2 separate regions of the Mus musculus genome follow, and region 2 is linked to region 1. The links are chromatin loops, found by intact Hi-C in ENCODE. Cell type or tissue: left cerebral cortex. All regions are shown on one strand.

What was found. Peaks named below come from ENCODE experiments on the same cell type or tissue, not always from the same donor. Only the 100,000 strongest peaks of a DNase experiment are listed, where the experiment ranks them.
Region 2: a loop joins it to region 1, with 6 times the contacts of the local background. A loop is called at or near these places in 2 of 42 quality-filtered maps.

What each region holds. Positions count from the first base shown.
Region 1 is chr14:123,229,481-123,237,480 of GRCm38, forward strand. All of the region lies in intron 1 of Gm33906 (a long non-coding RNA gene), which reads left to right. Among named protein-coding and RNA genes, the nearest start is that of AA536875, 65 kb to the left of the region's middle. In left cerebral cortex, no CTCF peak of the experiment used is centred here; a DNase peak (open chromatin) is centred at 3,510.
Region 2 is chr14:123,033,156-123,041,155 of GRCm38, forward strand. No RefSeq gene overlaps it. Among named protein-coding and RNA genes, the nearest start is that of Gm33906, 6.1 kb to the right of the region's middle. In left cerebral cortex, no CTCF peak of the experiment used is centred here; DNase peaks (open chromatin) are centred at 4,317 and 4,809; H3K27ac peaks cover 1,121 bases.

The sequences.
Region 1 (8,000 bases):
CATCTAATTAAAAAATTAAAAAAAAAACGAAAGCTGAAATTTTAGATTTGACATACATTGAATAATGTAAAGGGAAAAGTCTTTAAACCTAATGTGACAAATTTCAAATAAGAATTATTCATTTTTTTATTGCTTGGAATAGATGTATACAAAGTGTCTTAATTCTTCTCTGTCCCCCAACCACTTTTCTTTCCAATGTTCTGTGCTTTAAAACAAAAACAAAAACAAAAACAAACAGTGAATTAACTTAGTCCTGCCTCTAGGTGCTTGTGTGTAGGGTCATCTTCTGGAGTATAGCAATTTGGGCTTGTACAATGAACTCTATCCTAGAATGAGTAGAAAAAATGCTCAAAAGCTAGGAATGAAGTAGAAAAAGATCTTACTTACCTAGTTCAACTTTGGGTTCTTGTTGTGGTCCAGAATTCATGTAATAGTGAAGACACTTATAAACAAAGCTAAGACATATAGTGATCTTCAGAACAAAGAGCTAGAATCAGGCAGAGGAAAGGAGACTGACAAGCAGACTGATGCAAAATAAGAAGGTAGAAGATTGTTAGAAGTTGTGGCAGCTGGTTTGGTGTTCCATGCATATATTTACAGCTATTCTAATCTGGAGGCTAAAGCGGAAGAACTAGAAGTTCAACATTTGCCTGAGCTGCAGAGTGAATTTTAGAATTAGTCTCAAAATAAAGAGTAAAATGAGATGGGAGATTGTCTTCATTAGGGTTCTGTTGCCATGAAGCATTGTGACCAAAACACCTTGGGGAGGAAAAGGTTTATTTCTCTCACAGTTCCACATAACATTTTCTCATCAAAAGCAGTGAGGGCAGTAATTTATTCAGGGCAGGATCATGGAGGCAAGAACTAATGCAGATGCCATGTGTACTGGCTGGTTGTGGGTGTCAACTTGACACAGGCTGGAGTTATTACAGAGAAAGGAACTTCAGTTGGGGAGATGCCTCTACAAGGTCCAGCTGTAAGGCATTTTCTCAATTAGTGATCAAGGGAGAAAGGCCCCTTGTGGGTGAGACCATCTCTGGGCTGGTAGTCTTGGGTTCTATAAGAGAGCAGGCTGAGCAAGCCAGGGGAGGCAAGCCAGTAAAGAACATCCCTCCATGGCCTCTGCATCAGCTCCTGCTTCCTGCCTTGCTTGAGTTCCAGTCTTGACTTCCTTTAGTGATGAACAGCAGTATGGAAGTGTAAGCTGAATAAACCCTTTCCTCCCCAACTGCTTCTTGGTCATGATGTTTATGCAGAAATAGAAACCCTGACTAAGACACCATGGATAGGTGATACTTTCTGGTTTACTCCTCATGACTTGCTTATTCTGCTTTCTTTTTTATTTTTTTTATTTTTTTTATTATTAGGTATTTTCCTCGTTTACATTTTCAATGCTATCCCAAAGGTCCCCCATACCCACCCCCCCCAATCCCCTACCCACCCACTCCCCCTTTTTGGCCCTGGCGTTCCCCTGTACTGGGGCATATAAAGTTTGCGTGTCCAATGGGCCTCTCTTTGCAGTGATGGCCGACTAGGCCATCTTTTGATACATATGCAGCTAAAGACAAGAGCTCCCGGGTACTGGTTAGTTCATATTGTTGTTCCACCTATAGGGTTGCAGTTCCCTTTAGCTCCTTGGGTAATTTCTCTAGCTCCTCCATTGGGGGCCATGTGACCCATCCAATAGCTGACTGTGATCATCTACTTCTGTGTTTGCTAGGCCCCGGCATAGTCTCACAAGAGAGAGCTATATCTAGACAAGGCTGTCCACTCTCACCCTACCTATTCAACATTGCACTTGAAGTCCTAGCCAGAGCAATTAGACAACAAAAGGAGATCAAGGGGATACAAATTGGAAAGGAAGAAGTCAAAATATCACTTTTTGCAGATGATATGATAGTATATATAAGTGACCCTAAAAATTCCACCAGAGAACTCCTAAGCCTGATAAACAGCTTCAATAAAGTAGCTGGATATAAAATTAACTCAAACAAGTCAATGGCCTTTCTCTACACAAAGGATAAACAGGCTGAGAAAGAAATTAAGGAAACAACACCCTTCTCAATAGTCACAAATAATATAAAATACCTTGGCGTGACTCTTAACTAAGGAAGTGAAAGATCTGTATGATAAGAACTTCAAGTCTCTAAAGAAAGAAATTAAAGAAGATCTCAGAAGATGGAAAGATCTCCCATGCTCATGGATTGGCAGGATCAACATTGTAAAAATGGCTATCTTGCCAAAAGCAATCTACAGATTCAATGCAATCCCCATCAAAATTCCAACTCAATTCTTCAACGAATTAGAAAGGGCAATCGGCAGATTCATCTGGAATAACAAAAAACCGAGGATAGCAAAAATTCTTCTCAAGGATAAAAGAACCCCTGGTGGAATCACCATGCCAGACCTAAAACTGTACTACAGAGCAATTGTGATCAAAACTGCATGGTACTGGTATAGTGACAGACAAGTAGACCAATGGAACAGAATTGAAGACCCAGAGATGAATCCACACACCTATGGTCACTTGATCTTTGACAAGGGAGCTAAAACCATCCAGTGGAAAAAAGACAGCATTTTCAACAAATGGTGCTGGCACAACTGGCGGTTATCATGTAGAAGAATGCAAATTGATCCATTTCTATCTCCTTGTACTAAGGTCAAATCTATTCTGCTTTCTTATACATCCCAGGACCACTAACCCAGAGATGACACCACCCACACTGGACTGGGTGCTCCCTCATAATTCATTAAGAAAATGTCCTTCAGGCTTGTGTATAGATGGAGGACCTATTTTCTCAGGGGAGGCTCCCTCCTCTCTAATAACTCTGGGTTGTGTCAAATTGACATTGAACTAGTGATATAGCTCAGTGGTAGGGTGTTTGCCTAGCATGTATAATGCTCAGTACCTAGTACCACCACCACTAAATGATGTAGCTTTTATGCATTCTGGACTGGACCTGCAGATTGTTCTTGGGTAAACCTAAAGTTTGAGATACTTCTTAAATTCTTCTTAGTTGGAATGGGCTTCCTGGCATTTATCTCTCTGTAAAGACTGAGCTATATAATGCTCCTAAATATAGCAGTGCTCATCTGAACCGGACAAAAAAGTTGCAGCTTCTTCTGTTATATTGGACCTGTCTATGGCTCTTCAACAAATGTAAAGCAAAATCAAAATATGATTCATTAGATGTATGATAACAAGGTAAGAACAAAACATTAATTATTTTTACCCTCAGGCTGTCAGGCTACAACCTGTTGTTAGTAAAGCAAATGCAGCTATGAGCAGAGTATTTTTTTCTTGCCTGTAGCACAGACTTTCAGCTCTTATTTTAATTGGAGTTGTGCATTTGAATATTCATAAGCATACATTGCAAGCTCACAAACCAAGATTGTTTTCTGTGTAGGATACCCACCAGAAACAAGGTCACCATTTATTTGAAAAAAACAATATGGCATGTGGGATGGAATGAGGTTATGGTAACACAATTTTTCTAACCTTAAATGGGCTGTGGGCTGTGTTCTGACACATGGCCTGGTAAGACAAAATATTTTAAATCAGCAGAGTCCTGGAAAATCCAGGACATATGGCTGACTTAGCTTTGGAACTAAAATAATTTTTTCAGTGAATTAAACAATGTTATCCCAGTATATTTGTAGATCCCTTGACTTATGAATTCAGTCACTTCCTGGGAAAGTATGGAAGCCCTTCAGTGTATGTTTGCAGACTTCTCTATGGGTTCTATTCTCTATTTCACAGACATCTTTAACCATTCCAAACAGTGTTAGTGTGTGAAAGACACTCTCCATGCTTTTCATATGTGAGTTCTTCTCCAACACTGGAGACTGAAGTCTTAGGGTTGAGTGCTCATATTGCTTATTATCCTTTTTAGTTATTTCTATGTCTCAGCAAACCTCTAGTGTGGTATGCTTAGGTACTGCCAATGGAGATTGATTTGCTGTTGTTTGTTGTGGAGATAGTAGGCTGTTTAAGGCAAGGGTTTTTCTTCTTCCACATCTCTCTCTTTCTTTTGTACTTTTGTTCATTCTTTCATTCTTTTGTGGTAGTATCTCATTTAGTCCAGGTGACTGGGTTTAGAACTTACTATGTAGCCAAAGATGACTTTTAATGTCTGACTCCACTGCCTCTATCTTCCAGGTGCTGGTATGTAGGTGGGCACTAGAACTAGCCAACCAGGATTGTTTCTTAAACAATTCATCTCTGCTTCTTTTCAAAGTGTTTGGTATCCCAAACAGTCAGGAATTTAGTAAAGGATAAAGTAACCATTGGTTGAGTGAATAAAATTGTGGAATTTTATTGTCTGTTGTAAATATATTGTCTTGAAGGAAGTAAGACTTAATGATAGCAAATAATGGGATCATGGAATAGAATTTGTAAAGGAAAGGAAAAAACATTATGCAGACCTGAGAGTGTTGGAAGAGAAAGGTACATGAGAAGAGACACTGAAGACCAACATGTTCTGCAGTGAGGAGTGAGTTTGTGGTACAAAGGAGGGAGTCTCTCATGTTAAATATGGAGTGATTGAAGATATTGAATTCACTGAATTAAAAATCATAAATGTACACTCATTACAATGGCAAAATGAAAAGATCAGGAAACCACCAAGTGTTGGTGAGCATACAGGCAGCCAGAACTCTCATCCACTGCTAGTGTGAGTGGACCTTGTTGGTATTTTTGATAGTGAAGTTGTCCTCAAATTCCACCTCTGGGACACATCCTGAAGAAATTCAACACTCATACACAGTAGGATATTTGTAGCACCACTATTAAATAATACAACTGTGTTAAAAGTTACCCAAATGTTTATCAACAGAAAATACATAAATCATAGCATATACAGGTAATGCTAGAAAACAGCAATAAGAATGAGTAAGCCATAAATATAGACATCAGGAATCAGTAGGCCCAATATCTGATAAAAGAAGATAAACAGAAAAAGGTACATTCTGTACACTTCTATTTTAGAGTACTACTAAATGGCAACATTAATGTGGATTCAGAAGCCAGTGTGACAGTTAGTGAAAGGTGGGGTGGTGTATTCCAGGGGGTGAGAGAGAACACTGGATTCTAGGAGTTTGATAATGTTCTTTCCTTAGACTGGGTGCTAAGCATGTAGGCATGTGCAGTTTGTATGTATCCCTTGAACTTTTAACTTATGACTTATTTCCCTATTGCATATTGATTTTTTAAGTACATTTAAGAAATCAATCAAGCTTCAGTAAGAAATGTAGTAAAATAATATTCTGATGCTCTGACCTAGGAATTTCTTTTTAAGAAATAGTGTTTGACGGATGATTTCTACAGAAGGGAAAATCATTAATATGGTTAGGGAGGGTATGTGAGGATTTATGACTAGGCTGGAGGAAGCATTAAAAGGAGCCATTTAGACATAGTTGGGTAGGGAGAAGAGATGTCTTGTTTCACATGTTTTCCTTTCGGCCTTTGGTTTAAGGCAAGGAATAATTTGAGGGTATCCAAGTGTCAGGAGGGAGAAGTTTGTCTGTGGAGAATAGAATGAAGAACTAAAGTCTGAGAGAAGGTATCAAGGACAGAGGCAGGACACTTGGGCTTTCGAAGGAAATCAAGTCCATTTACCTAGAAGTGTAGGAGTATGGAGGACATTGAGGCTCTTGAAGGTGTCTCAGTGTATGTAGCATGAGAGGGGGCATAAAGAAATGAGTGAGAAAATCAATATAGCTTTTAAGGAACACACTTTGGAGACTAGAGAAGAATACTTTTGCCCAACACAATGAAGAACACCATTAGTGTGTTTGCTATAGTTTTATCATGCAGGGTACTGGTGTTTAGGGTAAAATGAAGAGCAGATAATCAGAAAGGATACCTAGATTAGAGTGGGGGTTAAAGGTAAGTCTCTAAGAAGGATGTGATTCCAAGGTGTGGTGAGGACTTTTGCATAATAACTTACAGCATAGTGAATTGTTTGGCAAGAATTAAATGAAGTGTCTGAGTAAAATTTCAGACTAGAGAGGGTCTGAAGAAGTAAAGGCTTGGGGCCAGGAAGGATCATATTTGGTGGATGCAGGGAGTTGGGGGAGATGACAGACTCTAGTAGTTTGAATATGCTTAGCCATGGGAAGCAGCACTGTTAGGAGGTGTGACCTTGTTGGAATGGGTGTGACCTTGTTGGAGGAAGTGTGTCACTGTGTTCATAGTCTTTGAGGCTAAAGTTTCCCCCATGTAGGTGTGGAAGAGAGTCCCCTCCTAGCTGCCTGCAGAGAAGTCTCCTCCTGACTGTCTTCGGATCAAGATGTAGAACTCTCATCTACTTCATCCAGCATGTCTGCCTGCATGCTGCTATACTTCCCACCATGAAGATAATGGACTGAACTTCTGAAACTGTAAGCCAGCCCCAGTTAAATATTTTCTTTTATAAGATTTGCCTTGGTCATGTTGTCTCTTCACAGCAATAAAACCCAAGCTAAGGCATAGATCAAACTTCTCTTGTTCCTGGTTCTGTACATCTCAGGTCCCTACTAAATTTCAGCTTAATCTTCCCATCCCAGAGAGAGCTTTTCACTGTGGTCATTATTTCTCTATCTAAAGCTACTCAAGAAACAAAAACATGGGGCGGGGTGGGTAAATGGAGTTTCAATAAAGAGTTGAACACCTCATGCTATATATAGCAGTGGTCCTTATAGTTAGGTACAGGTGGAGCCATAGTCAGATGTCCTCATTGTCATAGGTGGCTCAAATAAAATGCTTAATGATCACAGTGAATGAGAAGTTTTAGGTACATGCCCCCCCCCCCACCTTTTCTTTATATTTATTTTTGTAGTGATGGGGATTGAATCCTGGGTCCCCAGATCTGGAATTTTTTTTAAATCCAGAGACTTGTTTATTATTATTATTATTTACTATTATTATTATTATTATTATTATTATTATTTAATTTTCTGTCAGAGATTCTCCTTCTATTCTTTTAAAAAATAAACATCAAAACCTATTAATGTTACAGATAGGACCACTGCATCAGGACTTATTTGAGCATGAGTGTAGTTAGCCTTCAGCAGCCTTTTACACTGAGCTAGATTTTTACCCACATACAACCTTTCTGCCACTACTATTACCATCATCTGTGGCTCAACCACAAATACTCACATTATACACTTTCAGCATCATTATCCCAAATTGAGGAATTTCAGATAGAATCATCTGTGAAAATATCAGAGGTAAAAGTAAGCTATTACAGGGTGTTGATGTCACCCCAAGGCCTTGTTTGCTATTTTCCTGCTCATTTTACTGCATTTAACCCACTATAGAAGGGACTGAGCTATAATCAACTGTAATTTATTGGGGCTAATGGAGGGACAAAGAGATCCTAGCAGTATAGGACAGTGAACACGGGGTAAGGATGAGGACACATGCATGCATATTTTCTAGACAGCACAGGCATAAAAAAAAATCAGTCCTAATAATTTGCAACTCGACTGGAATGTTCTGTGACCTGAGGCAACAAGAGTAATAGACCAAGGAGGTGGTAAACATTTTAGTCACTGGCAGATGCAAAAAGAGCTGTGTTAAGAAACACAACAAGCAGAAAATGGAGAGTTGGTATATAGCTGGCTGCTGAAAGGGTATGGTTCTATTGGAACCACATTCATATGCCACATCATTATTTTTATTATGCAACTTTTTTCCCCTATGAATTACCCAAAGGTAGCTCTGACCTTTGACTGAACTCTGGGGAGAACTCAGATTCCATACTGCTTGCTAATTTTACTCCTACAGATGTGGAAAAGGAAGCCAGCGGATGTTAGTCTCATGAAGGGCTCAGAAGATGGTGCTTGCTGTTAAAATTCCCTGAGGTGCTTCTGGGAGACAAACATGGCCTGTTGACGGGATGTGGTGCCCTTTGCATCCTGACATCTCATTTCTGTAGAAGGGATGAATCATTATGTGAGAGCCTTTTAGTAGGTCAAAATAAAACAAGAGTTACATTAGACCCAAACTTGCTGTC
Region 2 (8,000 bases), 200 kb before region 1:
CCAATGCTCTATGCATACCCTACAGTGAGTAAAACGACAGACATCACTCCACTTGCCCAAAATCCATTTAAAATTTAAATTGACTTAATTGTTGCATATTTCTATGTGATATAATGGAAGTTTACAGAGATCAAAATGAGAAACAGTGGATTCTGAAAAGGGCTTCAGGGTTCATTTGTGATAAGCCATAGCCACTCTTATGGCATGTGCCTTTGGTGCGACCTGTAATGTTATCGCTTATGTCTCCTTATTTACATCCTAATCATCCTCTGGTGATGAACTCAGAATGGTAGCATTTTTCATTAGATCATTTGCCATGGCAACTAGAATTGGGGAAGGCCTTCTGCTGGCTGCACCACTGGGCCTGGCGGGGCTTATTCTTCTTTGGCTATCATTGACTTCTTGTAGGATATTCATCCTCTGGTGTTTGCTGGGTGACATGTGGACTGGAAAGCTATAAATTCTTATTTGTGGGGACAAAAAGATAGTCTGTCTCTAGTCATTGGAAGTATAATTAGGTGCTGACAGACAGCTAAGGCACTGGAATAGCAGGGGTATATAAAGAGGCATAAAAGGTTGCATAATTTATCTTATGGGTTCTGAGGAAGCTAAGGGTTACTATTGACACTTATAGACCACTGTATCTTTTGGCCTTTTGAAAAGGGTTTTGGTGTTTTCAAGCAGTTGTTAGGAATGACTAATGAATCTATTAGAAAATCTGGTTTTGGTAATATCAACGACAGCTGAAACAAAGCAAAGATGAGTTTTGGGAGGCCAGTGCAATTTAATGCATCTTATACGCATTTCAGAGGAAACAAGATAACTATTGCAGAATGAACACGTGTGAAGTCATCACACACAGAGCAAACACATGTGAAGTCATCACACAGAGCACATGCATGTGAAGTCATCACACAGAGGTCCAGGCTCCAAGGGCAAATGTGACTTACTCATTATGAGATTTGCTCTGTATTAGTTGCTTTTCTGCTGCTGTAAGGAAATCCCCTAACAAAAAGCAAGTTAGGAGAAAGTGTTTCATTATAGTGGGAAAGGCACAATTCATTCACACACAGGAAACAGGACATACTGTGGAGCCAGGCTATAAATTCTCCATACCCACCTTAGTGATGTACTTCTTCCTGAAGTCTCCATAACCACAGGGAACCATCTATTCAAATACATGGGCCCATAGGAGACATTTCTCAAATCACAGCATACACTGTACTTATTCAGCAAACAGTGTCCAAGGTCTGGCTTCTAGAGAACATTGACATAGGCACCTGTATTTTGATAGTAGACGGTCTACTGCTTGATATAAAACTTACCTTCATCTTTTTTGGGGGGGGGGTGCAGTTTCTGTTCTTTTCTTTTTTAAAAAAATGGGATATTTTATTTATTTACATTTGAAATGTTATCCTCTTTCCCAGTTTCCCCTCCAGAAACTCCCTATCCTATTCCCCTTCCCCCTGCTTCTAAGAGGCTGCTCCCCCAGCCACCCACCCATTCCTGCCTCCCCACCTTGGCATTCCCCTACACTGGGGCATCAAGCCTTCACGGGACCAAGGCCCTCTCCTCTCACTGATGCCAGACAAGGCCATCATCTGCTACATATGTGGTTTTATTTATTTATTTATTTATTTATTGATTGATTGATTTTTAAGACAAGTTCTCACGATATAGCTCTGGCTGTCCTAGAACTCACAGAGATACACCTGCTTCTGCTTTCTGAGTCTTGGAATTAAAAGTGTGTGCCACCATGCATGGCTAAATTTATCTTAATCTTGAGGGTTTTAGTGTGTGGGAGAAGCATTGTAATTGAAGGGATAATGAAGGAGGCACACACACACATCTGCTCTCATGCATGGTCACAAATACACACTCATATACACAAACACAAATTTGAACAGGGATAAAAATATTCATTTGTTAAAAACATTCCAGAATGTGAAGATAGAAAGTGTACATCAAAAGGAGTAATTTGATGTGAGGATGAAATCTTAGAATAACTACTCTTTATATTAATTATGATAAGCACCACAAATGCATTAAAGATAAAAGTCTACATTTCCACCACCCATGAAATAGTGCTATGGAGAGTTCTGCAACTTTTTTTTTTTTTTTCTAAGACAGTTTATTTAAGCAGCCCTGGATATTCTGGAACTCTCTCCGTAGATGAGGCTGGCCTTAAACTCAGAGTTCTGCCCACCTCTCCTCCTAAGTGCTGGGATTAAAGATATGCTATCTGATCTTATATTTTTCTCAAGTTGTTTTGTTTAATGGAAGCAAGTTTATATTGTACATGCTATTTGACCACTGTAGTTTTCACTACACAAAAAGAGTCTTGTCAAATCATAGCCCAGGGGAAGACATCAGGCATTTGGAAAGTATGAATGTAATCAAGTGGGTATGTATTAAATGGTGCAGGAAGGAGGCTTAGCAACAGGCCCAGGGATCCGTTTGCCAGAAGAAAGAAAGGTAGGCTTGCCAGAGCACTGCACAGCTCAGGAAGAGCTATAGCTGAGCAAGGCTTTGCATTCACTAATAGGGACATAAATATGAAGAGGAAAGCCAACATTTACTCTTAGATGTGGTAAGGCCAGGGGAAATTTCTATGGCTTATGGGACGAAGAATGCTTGAAGAAAATGACCTCAAGCAATAAGGTTGGAAGTTGGAGGGCAGCTGAGAAGAATAGATCACTTGGTAAAATGGTTGCTATGAAATCTGAGGATCCCATTTTGACCCCCGGCACTCACATAAAAATCTAGGAATGGTGGTGCATTATTGTAATTCCAGCATTGAGACAGTGCACGAGGAAGCCTCATGTGCACTGACCAGCTAGGGTAGCCTAATCATTGAGTCCCAGATCCCACTGAAAGGCCTTGTCTCAAAATATAAAGTGGAGGGTTACTGAGTAACAACACCCACACGTATATACCGCCTTCACAGATATGTGTAGGTATACAAAGACACAGACACACACTATTCCAGTGTTACCCACAGGAAAGAACCTGTGTAAGGGAGTTCAAATTTAGTGGCATTCACTTTTAAATTTTTATAACTTTTTCTTTTTAAAACTAATTTATTTGTTGATAGTTTCATACACATATATAATATGTTCTGGCTAGACTAATTTCCCTGCTAGTTCTTCCTTCCCTCTATTCCCATCCTCTGGTTAAGTCCCCATCCTTCCAATTCTGCTTTTGGAGTTTTGTGTGGGGCTGTGATAGGTAGCCTATTTTGGTTGAATGGGGCTTGCTCCAGTGACCCAGTAGAGAAATCTTCAAGGGACAGAAAGGTGAGCCACGTTCCCAGAATCAGGTGCCTGTCCATAATTCTGTGACTATCAGTCACACAGACAATGTCCCAAGCTTCTGGCATTCTGGCTGGACTCCACCCCCACAGTTACCTGGCAACAGCAACATAGCCCAGCCCACTATAAGAGGGGCTGCTTGGCCCCTCCTTGCTCTCTTTAAGCCCTCACCTTTCTTACTCTTTAGCCCTCCTTCTCTCTTTCTCTTATGCCCTCTCTCCAAGTGGTCATGGGTGGCCTCTCTCTCTCCCCCTGCCTTTCTACAATAAAGCTCTAAAACCATAGATTGTCTCTGATCATCAAGGCCTGCCATGCTTGAATGATGGGATGGGCTTTCTCCTACGGAGCCACCACTAACCTACCAACAGAAGGCCATCCTGCGCTCCAGCCACGGACCTGACCAAGGACCTGACCAAGGACTCTTGCCCGTGTGGGAACCATCCAGCACCTCATCTCCCCCTGCCCTCTCCTCCCTTCATCCCGGGGGCTGAGTGCTGCCCCGGGGACCCTATTCTGTTGCTGTATTCAGCGTGGGATGTGGGAGGCTGGGAACCTGGTACCTAGGGCTGTCCCTTGTCCACCACCTGCCATGTGGGGTCAGTGGCTTTACACAGCCAGACACCCACCCGGGGCCAAGTCCACCTGCCCAGAGCATAGGAACTCTGGAGGGACGCAGGTTCTCTTCCACTCCCTCTTTCCCCAACACCCATGGCCTCACAGTTTTGTGTGTTGTTATTTTGGTTTTTTGTTTTTGTTGTTGTTTGGCCTTGTGACCCACCAAGTGTAATCAGATGTAACTCACATGTGCACTGGTAACTCACCAGTGGCCACACCACTAATGGCATCCCATAACTGTCTCCTTTATAATTGAATGTTAGGAACTCCAGTGTAAGTAAAGCCTATGCTGGCAGTCACAGTTGCTGTGAGCTCATGAGTGCACTGTCTCTCCGTGTTCCCATGGCCCTCCTCCACATGACCCAGTTCTTTTCTTTCTGTTCTTTCATTATCTGTTTTTTTTTCAATACTTCATATGGCTAAGCTGACTCCCTACACACATGTGGATTCCCTCCCTTTTCCTTCTGTATGGGTCAGCAGATGAATTCACAAGTACAGGTTTGTACATCCTGTGAAACTAACGCTTGTGTTCCTTTTGAATGGTTCCCACTGGATTTGTGCTGGGAAGTGAGAAGAGCTGCTTCCTCATGCTGTTCTGTGACTGTAACAGTGAAGAGATCTTCTATTTTGTTCTTAGATTCCAAATCCACCTTGAGTTTTCTCTTGACTTTGATTGCATTAGAGATGTACATTCTGCATGTAACAGAGGAACCGTCTAAACAGCAGTCAGAAATCCCCATTAAAATCCCAGCTGCTTTGGATTTGGTTACACCGGTTTTGTAATTGAGTTAGTTAGATGTGTGTTGATTTAGTATGTCTAGAATAAAATAGGCACTTGTGACAGAGGAGAAGTAAAGTATAATACAATTTGTACCAATTACTGTTGTGACATGTGATGGGATGTGTGCAGTTACCCATATTTCATACAAGATCCATTTTAGGCTTTCATCCTTTCAACACAAAGGCTGTGCAATGCAAAATATGCCCACACAGTCTCCATTACATAAGTACACAAAAACATCCCTGCACTCTATGTTTTTAAAAACCCAAATGCAGCTAAAATATTGAAATAGAGAGAGAAGCTATTTTCATTTATAGTGTGCATCCTAGGAAACCATAGGAGATTCACAATTGCTTTGTGTGAAGTATTGGCCTCCAACAAAGCAAACAAAGTGGAGAGCTGTAAGTTTTAGTTATTTTGATTTTTAGAGAACTTTTTGCATTCTCCCTGCTCAGCTCTCTCCTGTCACATGTTCAGCCTGTGCATAGTTTTTCTTTTGTGATGTGTGTCACTCCCCAGACAACCTGATGTTCTATGGAGCTTATACAGCCAAGTTCATAGCTTAATTCCTCTCTGCTTGAGTTCACATAACCAGCCCCTCCATCAGATACCAACAAACATGCCTACCTACTGTGCATTTTCTAAACTGAATGTATAATGCCTTTCTTGACCCTGATGCCTACAGCTCTCATATCAGGAAACTTATTTACTCTTATTCCTCTGTCACATTTTAGTTTGTCAATTACCAACTTCTATTGATTCAGCCTCCAAAGTAGCCAAAAATCTCCCAGCCTCTCTTTTTCTGGCCCTCATCCTTGAGCCAGATCCTATCACCTCCTCTTTGGTTAACGTTGTGCCTGCCTTCTTTCCAAGATGATTTACAGCTGTGATCACAATTACTTTAAAGTCTTCCTTTTATTTGGTGACTTTTTAACTTTAGGATTTCATTCTTTAATAACCTTAGCTCCTTTTCTCAGTAGCCTGGTTTCTTGTCTTGCTTTTTTTTGGAGTCAGCCTGCTTGGTGCATCTTCGCTTGTGTACGGTAATTGAATGATGGTTTCACAATAGTGTTCAACTGGGAAGGTCTGCCATTTGAGGGCATTGTGATTCTCTGGGGGAGTTCTGCCTTTCTCTGTATCCCCTGTCCGTGGCCATTCATTCATCAACAGGCACTAAACAGCCATTACTGATGACTCATTGTTCATCACTGAGTGACAACTATTTACCAGACTCACCCAAGATCCAGAAAGTGAGAAACATAGACCTTGTTGCAGCCCAAGAGTGAGAAGGTAGGAGAAGAGTAGCTGCAGTCCTCTGACTGTGACCTGAAGGTGGCCCTGGCCTTTTCCTCTGTTTGGATCCTTGGCAAAGAATCTAAAGCCTCTTGGTTTGCTTTGGATTCTAATTTTTTTTCTCTCTAAAATGTATCCTATTTGCATTAATCTTTCAGGGGTTTATTGCCATTGTTATTTTTTAAACTTCTTTTTAAGATCAGCCATACTCTTGGTCTAAGCCTCTGAAAAGGCCTTCAAGAGTCTGGCCAGCTCTCTTTCTAATCCATCAGTCCTGTTAAGGGCTCTTCATGGGAGGGTTAGAGTCACTGTGTCTCTTGCTTCTATAGGTCCTTTGAGGGTTTCATAGTTCCCTTAGAACTAGGTTTCCTCATCCTGCTGAACAATCCGCTGTTCTTCATTTCTGAGCCATGTTACTATTTCTGTCTTCTTTGCAACAGAGTTCTAGATCCCTACTCTTCTACCTTCTTCTCCTTCTTTGGCCCTGTACAGTGAGTTGGATCTTTAACTTGTCTGTCTGTTTAACTGCTGCATTTATTTGTTCAACAAGGCTGGTCTTCACTGCAGGCTGTAACATGTTTTCCTAGAACAAGGCAAAGTTACCTACATATACTGGATGACCTGAATCATATACATTCTTCCTTACATGTGGCTGATCAACTAATTGTATAGCTGACTACAAATCTTGACTATTCTGTCCAATATTATAACCAATAATCAATCACACATGGCCACTGAACACCTGGAACGTGCCTAGTGCAATTAGCATTTTATTTCATTTAAGTAATTTATACATAATTGGGTAGGAGGTACCATACTTAAAAGTATTTTATAGCTATTTCCATGTTGAACTCGTGTTTATAAGTCAGCATGGTATGGGGAGATGACTCTTGAGTTTCTAGTATACTTTTTTTTTCCTGAGCAAAGAGAATGATTACTTTTTGTTATAGGTTATTTTTAGGATGTTTACTGAGTGACCAAACTTAGAAGATGCTAATAGTGTCTTGATGTGGGATAAAGAGTGGACATTCTTATCACTCTTTATAAAATTAAGTTTACTATGTTCATAGTTTCTCTGAAGTTGCACAATCCATGATTTGGGCAGGTGCTACTTGGTCTTATTTATGACATCACCTTGTGGGAACTGGGGTTTGGCAAACTGGCCAAATGTATTCACTCATACTCTTGCTATTTCAAGGAGTTGTAAACTCTCTTTTGTTTTTGACCCAGAACTTGTGAACTCTCTACCAGGGGCAACAACATTATGGATTGTTTACTTGTTATCTTGTAATGGATAAAAATTCCATAGTTCTTGATATACAGATAAAACGAAAGTTCCTAAGTATATTTTGCTCAGGGTAGATTTCAAGCTCGTTTGTGTTCTGAATGTTTTTGGTTTCTTCACTTGCTGAAACTACTAAGGAACATTCTGCACCCACTGATGTTCTGAAAAGAGACCTTCCTGTTAACAGAGGATGGCAGTTGAGATAACTTGAGTCTAAAGTGCCAGAATGTGCTGCCATTGCATTGAACAACTGGCAGATGCTGTCTTCACATGATCTTGAACTCACAGGTAGGCATTGCTTCACTACCTTTCTTGTCACTGTGACAAAATTTCCAACAGGAAGCAACCTGAGTGAGGGTTTATTTTGGCTCATAGTCGAAGGGAATACAGTTCTTAGTGGATGGGGAGGTATGTTTCACAGTGGCACAAGTGGTTTGTTTACAACCTGGTTAACCAGGAATCTAAGAGAGACTGGGGTTGGAAGTGGGGTTGGGCTGAAAACCTCAAGACATACATACCCCTTACTGATTTACTTCCTCCAGCTAGGCTCTTTACCTGCTGAAGGTCCCACAACCCCTCAAACAATACCACCAGGTGGAGACTGGGTGTTCCAACACATGAGCCTGTGAAACAAATTTTACATAGGAACAACTGGTGTGCATCTCACTGGAGAATTCCCAAGGTGCTTTTCCTTCTATTTACCAATGCAAGTAAG